2 separate regions of the Homo sapiens genome follow, and region 2 is linked to region 1. A link is a loop called in an ENCODE intact Hi-C map of the cell type or tissue named here. Cell type or tissue: transverse colon. All regions are shown on one strand.

Region 1 (4,000 bases):
CTCCATGCCCTCCAAACTCAATGATCTATTGGGAAATAAGAAGGTATACTCCCTCCTTGCAGGTTATATTCAATTAGGAATGGGAAGAATGGGGGAAGGTTCAATCGTAGGCTTATTTATCGCCAAACTATTAAGATTGTATTAGTTAAGACATAGGCTTAACTAATAAAATAAAATAACTACAGTATCTTAAACAAGATAAGTTTATTACTGCCTTTTCTATCTTGTTCTCAAACATCCTTAAAAGGTGATTTCCATCTCACAGTTCAAGATGACTCCTCTAGTTCCAGCCATGACATTCATAATCTAGCCAGCAAGAAGGGGAAAAGAGGCAAGGGGAAGTCACATACATTCCCTTTGCATTCCATACATGCATTTGAGAACAAAGTGTAGCAATTACACACATCACCTCTGTTCAGACCCGTTGTTCAAAATGTAGTCATCTTGCCACACTATACTACAAAGGGGGTTGGAAATGTGATGTTTATTGTAGAAGGCCACATGTCCAGGAAAAAATTTATTACTACACAAGGTGGGCTAAATACTGGAGACAACCAGCAGCCTCTATTAAAAAAAAAAAAAAGATTTTAATGAGGATAGCCTTTCAACTCACAAACACAATTTTCTTTCTCTGAAGGTAAACAAGCTTTGCAAAGATGACTGGGTCAAGATGCATTTGGGTACCAGTTTCCATGCCACTCCTGGAACCCAAATTGAAGCCTCATCCCTAGTCTCCTTCTTATACAAAGAATTCCCTCTCAAGGACCCCACAGTTATCATAATTTGTCTCCTACAGAGTCAGTATATTCCTTTACAAATATATATATATACAATTAAAACAAATAATTGAAGATTAGGAAATTATTGCTCCAGGAAGTGAATAGATACCTGCAAAATTTAATGAGAATTAAGATGTATTAAAAACTTGCTTTTCTGAGTGTTCTTTATACATTACCTCATTTAACCCATAAGCTGCCTATGAGCGATATGTATTACTGTCACTCTCTTTCTAGATAAAAAAGATTGACGTAAAAAGAGGGTAAGTCACATGTCCGGGTCATAGACATCTGAAAGCAGACAAGATAGTTTCAAGCCCAGACAATTTAACACCAGATCCTGTAACTCAAGAGCTATCTATCCATCATTATAGTGACACAAAACTTTTTCCCCAGCCAAGATAATTTATACAGCTTGGAAAAATACTGATGCATTTTAGAGAATCCTAGAACTTTACAGTACAGGAAGTCCTCGTAGATCTCATAGAGGTCAAAAGTAGAAAGATCACAAAGAGAGCAGTGGCAAAGATGAAATTACAACCCAGGCCTTCTAGTACTGAAAACAGTATCCAGCTACCACTTCACACTGGCCCCTCCCTTTAGAAACAGAGTAAAGAATTACTGAGACAGATATAAAGCCAAGTTTTCCCTAGGAACACTCTTCTACTATCTACAAAGTATTAACCAGGATATTTTGGAGCTCTACTGTCGAAAAAGAACAATCAATAAAACTGTAGCTAAGTTTTAAAAGAAAAGAAATCCATGAAATTATTAGTTTATTAAACCCTGGAGATTTTGTAAGACATTTTTATCAACATCAAATGTTTCTTTCCTTACGATTTATGTTCTTTAAAGAAGAATAGAAAACTATATATTTTCTATGGGAACCCATTTCTATATGTGAAAAGGTTTTTTAAAAAAACATATGTCTCCAGGAATACAAGCAAAAGTCTCAAGCATAGTTAGTGAGGGTTTGTGGGAATGGGTAGGGGTGAGGGAGAGTAGGAAAATAAAGAATCACTCTGTGGTGGATGGTCAGAGCAGAATTCTGCTTCAAGTGTAATGTTCTAATTTATTTACATGGAAATAAATTGAATTCATGCATTGATTGTACTACTCTAGTAAAGTAAATTAAACATTAAAATTAATAATTTAAAATGAAGAAAAGTAGCCTTCCCAAAGGGATTCAAATCAAGCAAATCACCCTCAGTATATTCTCTGTTGTAATATTTTCTCCCAGACTATTCCTGCACAGCGGGATAAAAGTATCTGCTGCCAAAGATTTTTTTGCTAGCAATTTTTTACTCTGACTCAGGGAAATCCCAAAGCAGCCTTCTCTTTGGGCTGTATTTACCTCATGAGAATTTTTCACAGAATTTGCTAACAATAGAAATTGTTCTTGGTTATGATACAAACCCAGCAGGATGTTCAAAATGCCACAGGTGACTCAGTGGCCCTGCCTGACAAAGCCTGCTGGTAGGTACCATATGAGCCATATGGAAATTGCTAAAACGGGAAATAAAGCAGCAGGTTCTGAAACCACCAGCATCCCTTGCTATGGTGAATTAACATTAGTCTATGGTGCAAAATATCTCTGCCTTTGAAATGTCCAAGATCTATGAAATATCACCAATCCATGGCAACATACCAAGTAGTTTTTCAGTGTATTCTGCTGATTCCCGTTTTCGCTTATTTGATTAGAGCCTGACATAACCACGTTTTTAAAGAAAAAATATATAAAAGCGTCCATGCACGCCATACTTTTCTCTGCAGCATTCATATTCTTTAGAAACCAATGTAGTGACAGGATGACTTTAAAGCATAGTATAAATGCCTTCTAATTGTTAATGTATATGCGTGTGTGTGTGTGTGTGTGTGTGTGTGTGTCCTTCCCTCCTGAGAAATAATATCACAAGACATCTTGCTTTTTTTTTTTTTTTTTTTTTTTGAGACATAATCTCACCCTGTCACCCAGGCTGGAATGCAGTGTGTGATTTCGGCTCATTGCAACCTCTGCCTCCTGGGTTCAAGTGATTCTTGTGCCGCAGCCTCCCGAGTAGCTGGGACTACAGGTACCCGCCACCACACCCAGCTAATTTTTGTATTTTTTGGTAGAGATGGCGTTTCGCCATGTTGGCCAGGCTGGTCTCGAACTCCTGACCTCAAGTGATCCTCCCACCTCCACCTCCCAAAGTGCTGAGATTACGGGCATAAACCACCACGACCAGCTTTTGTTTTGGTTTGGTTTGGTTTGGTTTGGTTTTGCTTTCTAGCAGAAAATTTTCAGTCTTGAACTGCATTGTGGAGACAATCTAGGGAAGCAGTTGTACTAAAAAGAGGGAACTTTCAGGAAAGTGAAAATTGTTTACACAAAATTGTCAATATAGAAAAAGAAAAACACTACAGATTTAAATTTGATAGATATTTTAGGTGAGGCTCTCTTAAACAAGAGATTCTTGAAGAAAGAAATTCTATCAACATAATATATACAAAAATAACTTCCAACTGAATAAAGCATAAAATTCTCATAATACATAAATGCTATAAAGGCAATTAATGCAGCATCTTTGCATAAACCTTGTTCCACACAAGGCACACTGTACTTCTATCACAACATACTCCTTCAAATTGACTGTGAGAAACATGCTGTATTTATCATTTGAATAAATATCCACATACATACAAGTATAGATTATATCAAAGATTGGTAAAAAATGCTATTAATCTGGGTTTTTTTCAGTGAGTAAGAGAATAAAGATTTTAAAAAGAAAGTGATCAGAATGTAGGGTATCCCTGAGGTTATTTAACACAAGTGGTTTCTAAGGAAAGGTGCCATGCTCAGTTACATTTTACAAAGTTCCCATCATCCCTTTCTTCACCAGTTTATATCATTATTATTAATCAAATATCAATTTTCAATGATTTATAAGAGATTATTTTAGAAAGGGACTTGTGTTGAAAATAGGATAAAATATATGACATTTTTGCTATGGTTTGAATGTGTCTCCCAAAGCTTAAGTGTTGGAAACTTAATCCTCTGTGCAAATGTATTGAGAGGTGGGACCTTTAAGAGGTGATTGGGTTATGAGGCTTCTGCCCTCATAAATAGATTAATGTGATTATCATGGGGGTGGGTTTATCATGAAAGTGAGTTCCTTATAAATGCAAGTTTGGACAACCTCTTGCTCCCTTATGTGTTCTCTCTCACCCCTTTAATGCCTCTG
Region 2 (4,000 bases), 150 kb after region 1:
ACATGGATTTAAATGTGATAAAACAGTAGAATCAAAACTTGAGGTGGGCTAAGTAATATTAGAAAGAACTCTTAGCTATGGGAAAGAACAGAAGAACAGGTTTCTTTCTTTCTTTTTTCTTTCTTTTTTTTTTTTTTTTTTTTTTACACAGAATCTCACTCTGTCACCCAGGCTGGAGAACAGTGGCATGATCTTGGCTCACTGCAACCACCACCTCCTGGGTCCAAGCAACTTTCCCGCCTCAGCCTCCTGAGTAGCTGGGATTACAGGCCCTGCTACCACATTCAGCTATTTTTTTTTCTTTTGTATTTTTAGTACAGACAGGGTTTCACCATGTTAGACAGGCTGGTGTCAAACACCTGACCTCAGGTGATCCACCCGCCTCTTCCTCCCAAAGTGCTAGGATTACAGGCATCGAACAAGTTTCTAATAGAAAGTTAGAATCAAATTCAATGAGCAGCTACTTAATTTACTAAGAAAACAAAAATAAGAACAGGAAATAAATGTATCTGAATTTCCATCAAGAAAAACTTTAAAATGGAATATTTAAGTGCAAGTTAACTATAAAACATACTTATTTAATAACATAAAAGCAATAAATGACCTCTGGATTGATTGACCTATTAATTATATTTTATATAAAATATGTATGTAACCTCCTTCCTCTCATTTTACAATAAAATCAAAATGCTCATCAGCATGTTGTCAAATATAATCCCTACTAATAGTATAGTCCAAATGATGCCAACCTGTCTTTTGATCTAAGTGAATGGAGCCACTTGCTGATTAAATAAATAAACACAGTGGTCCGGACAACATATCTGCCTGAATTGTAATGCCTCTGAAACTTCTGTTTATCTTTACATGAGGCTATGCATTGAGTCACATAGCATATCTAATGCATGTTCTCTGTAGGGTATTGGGCATCATTTTTTAAAAAACTCTGATCATCAGATTATCCTTGTGATTATAGTGCAAGAGAGAAACAAAATCCTTTGATTTTATAAGTTACCTTGATGCAACATTTGATTTATTAAAGTCATTTACACCAAAACTAACTAAAAAAACTAAAAATGTGGAGCTCTATATTTTGTATCTACCATTAAACTCACTTAGAAGAATGGTCCAGGGTAGCACTTGAAAAAACAAAGCAGCATATATTCTGTGTATAAATTTTCATTTTCAGCTCTGAATCTTACCTATTAAAATTAGCGGGTTCCTAAAGCATAGGAGAGATGCATGACCAGAGAATCAAAAATCCTTGATCCTAGTCCTGTTTTTGCCAGTGATGCCCATTATCACCACTCCTATTAAAAATAGTGCTAGAAGCCCTAGCCAGAGCCATCAGGCAAGAGAAAGAAATAAGAGTCATACAAATAGGAAAAGAAGAAGTCAAACTATCTCTCTTCACTGATGATATGATTCCATACCCAGAAAACCCTAAAGACTCTGCCTAAAGGCTACTAGAACTGATAAATGACTTCAGTAACATTTCAGGATATAAAATCAATGTACAAAAATCAGTAGTATTTCTATACAGCAATAATATCCCGGTTAACAGTCAAATCCAGAACACAATCCCATTTGCAATAGCCACAAAGAAAATGAGATACTTAGGAATACAGCTAACCAAGATGGTGAAAGTCCTCTATAGGAGAACTATAAAACACTGCTGAAAGAAATCAGAGGTGACAAAAATAAATGAAAAAACATTCCATGCTTATGGATTACAGGATCAATATCATTAAAATAGTCATGCTGCCCAAAGCAATCTACAGATTCAATGCTGTTTCTATCAAACTACCAATGCCATTCTTCAAAGAATTAGAAAAACCTTTTCTAAAATTCATATGGAACCAAAAAGTAGTCCAAATAATCAAAACAATCCTAAGCAAAGAGAACAAAGCTGCAATCATCACATTACCAGACTTCAAACTATAATATAAGGCTACAGCAACCAAAACAACATGGCACTGGTACAAAAACAGACACACAGGCCAATGCAACATAATACAAAACTTAGAGGGGAAAGGCCACAAACTTACAAGCATCTGTAATGGTTTAACTCCTAAGTATCTTCCCTCAATTTCATGTATATTTTATTCTATTTGGCAGTGACTGTTCCACAGTTTTGTTAAAAATAAAGCTTTATTTTTCTGTCCTTATTTATTTTTATTCCACCAAAATCACAGAGGAAAGTAGAGTTAGCAGTGACTTTAAACAATAACTTTTAATCACAAAACTTCACACTAAGTTTATCAAACAAAAGTTTCCATCAAATACCATTATTGTCACAGGATCCTTAGGGTGTTGCTTCACTATCTGGAAACCTCTGTGGCCAGCGGCTCCTCTGCTTGAGTTTTGCTCATGCCTGCTGGGCTCATTCTTTTCACTCAGCCCAGCAGGTTGCACTCAGCTAGCACTACTGGCATGGATCCCATGACTGCCAAGGGTGAGCCAGGTGTGGAGCAGCAACGGGTGTGTGAGTAAGCAAGTGCAAGGTCCAGCCACTGTGCACAGCCAGGCATGCCAGCTGCAGCAGAGCAGGCAGCTCCAGGTGCTGACACAGGTGCTGCCTCTGTGCAAGGCTGCAGTTGAACCAGGTGTACCACAAGTGGCTTCCGCTGAGGGCACTGGGGAATGAGGTGGTGCCCAAAACTTGGAGATGCCAGGAACCACAGAACCCCAAAGAGGGTGTTACAGTGTGTCACAGCCCAGACTCAGGAAACCCAAGGTCTGGACCTGCAAAAGGGCCACAGCTCTTCTCTCCTTCTCGCCACCCACAGTGTAGAGCACAAGTGGGCTTATTTCAGCCCGTTTGTGTTGCAGCTCCTTCAGTCCTGCCACCCTGCTCTGGCCAGCAGCACCTGGGCTAGCCCAGTCCCACCACTACATGGGCTGGCTCAGTCCATTACGTGGAGCAGCCACCCAGTGCCAACAGAGGGCGAGAGTGCTATAATGTTACAGCAGTTCTGGCTTGGGGAACCCCAAAGTCTGGGCCCCCAGAAGGGTTGCCATTCTTCACTCCCACAGTCCAGGAGTGTGTCACTGCCTGTAGCTCAGTGAGCCTGCCAGAAACGTGTTACAGCTCCTTTTGCTCCTACTGTTTGATCTTGTCCCACGTCCAGGAAGAATGATGTTACTGACAACTGAAGGGTGAGCAAGGTGGAGCGGAGCTTTATTGAGCAACAGAACAGCTCTCAGGAGAACTGAAGTGGATAGCTTCTTTCTGCAGGCAGGTTGCCCCCACGAGTGTGTCAGTCTGGCTAAGTCAGGGATTTTTATGTGCTCAGAATGGAGGAAGTCCATGCTGATTGGTCCATGGGTAGCCATAGGTGGGCCTGGAAAAAGCATCATCCCGTTGCCTAAAAGGTGTCAACGTAGTTCTCACGCCGGGTCATGGACTCCACCTGAAACTGGCAGCCTGGCCCCCAGGCTTCAGGCTGTCCCTGGCTTGAATGTGGGGTTTCACCAGGGACCTTCCCTTCCCCACCTAGGAACCTGTCTGCCTCCTGCTGCCATCAATATGCTATCCGCGGTGCCCAGGCTGTCTGTGCTGAGGGGCGCACACAGGCCTGCCCTCACCACCCCTACCCCAGCCTCCCTCCCTGAGCTCATCAGCATCCAGTGTTTCAGAGGAAGCCAAGGCGATGGTGGGGACTGGCTGTCATGTCAGCGCTGCCCTGAGCACACGCACACCTAGCTGGGTCACAACAGTGCCCAGACTTGTCTACAACTTTGCTCTGCACTGGAGCATGTGCCAAGAGTGGGGAGAGGCCAGGAAGTAGGAGGAGGCACTTCTGAGCCTGCAGGGGCAGGGATCTCCCGGGCCCAGAGAGCACAGGGATGCCCAGGTCTGGAGTCACAGCTGTGAGGCTGCAGCTGTGCCTGGGAGCACAGGCTCCCACTCCGCCAACTCAGTAGGGTGCAGGGCTGCCACTGGGATCACCTGTTCCTGGTCCCCACTGTCTCCATAGATTGCGCAGCCCTGGCTGCACCT

Evidence for each region. A loop is a pair of places that touch in the nucleus more often than their neighbours do. Peaks named below come from ENCODE experiments on the same cell type or tissue, not always from the same donor. Only the 100,000 strongest peaks of a DNase experiment are listed, where the experiment ranks them.
Region 2: it touches region 1 in a loop (7-fold over the local background); 1 of 110 quality-filtered maps calls a loop at or near these places.

What each region holds. Positions count from the first base shown.
Region 1 is chr5:120,515,148-120,519,147 of GRCh38, reverse strand. The region is part of intron 1 of PRR16 (proline rich 16); the gene reads right to left. Among named protein-coding and RNA genes, the nearest start is that of PRR16, 53 kb to the right of the region's middle. In transverse colon, no CTCF peak of the experiment used is centred here; no DNase peak of the experiment used is centred here.
Region 2 is chr5:120,368,020-120,372,019 of GRCh38, reverse strand. No RefSeq gene overlaps it. Among named protein-coding and RNA genes, the nearest start is that of PRR16, 94 kb to the left of the region's middle. RefSeq lists an enhancer at 2,549-3,049. In transverse colon, no CTCF peak of the experiment used is centred here; a DNase peak (open chromatin) is centred at 2,469; H3K27ac peaks cover 417 bases.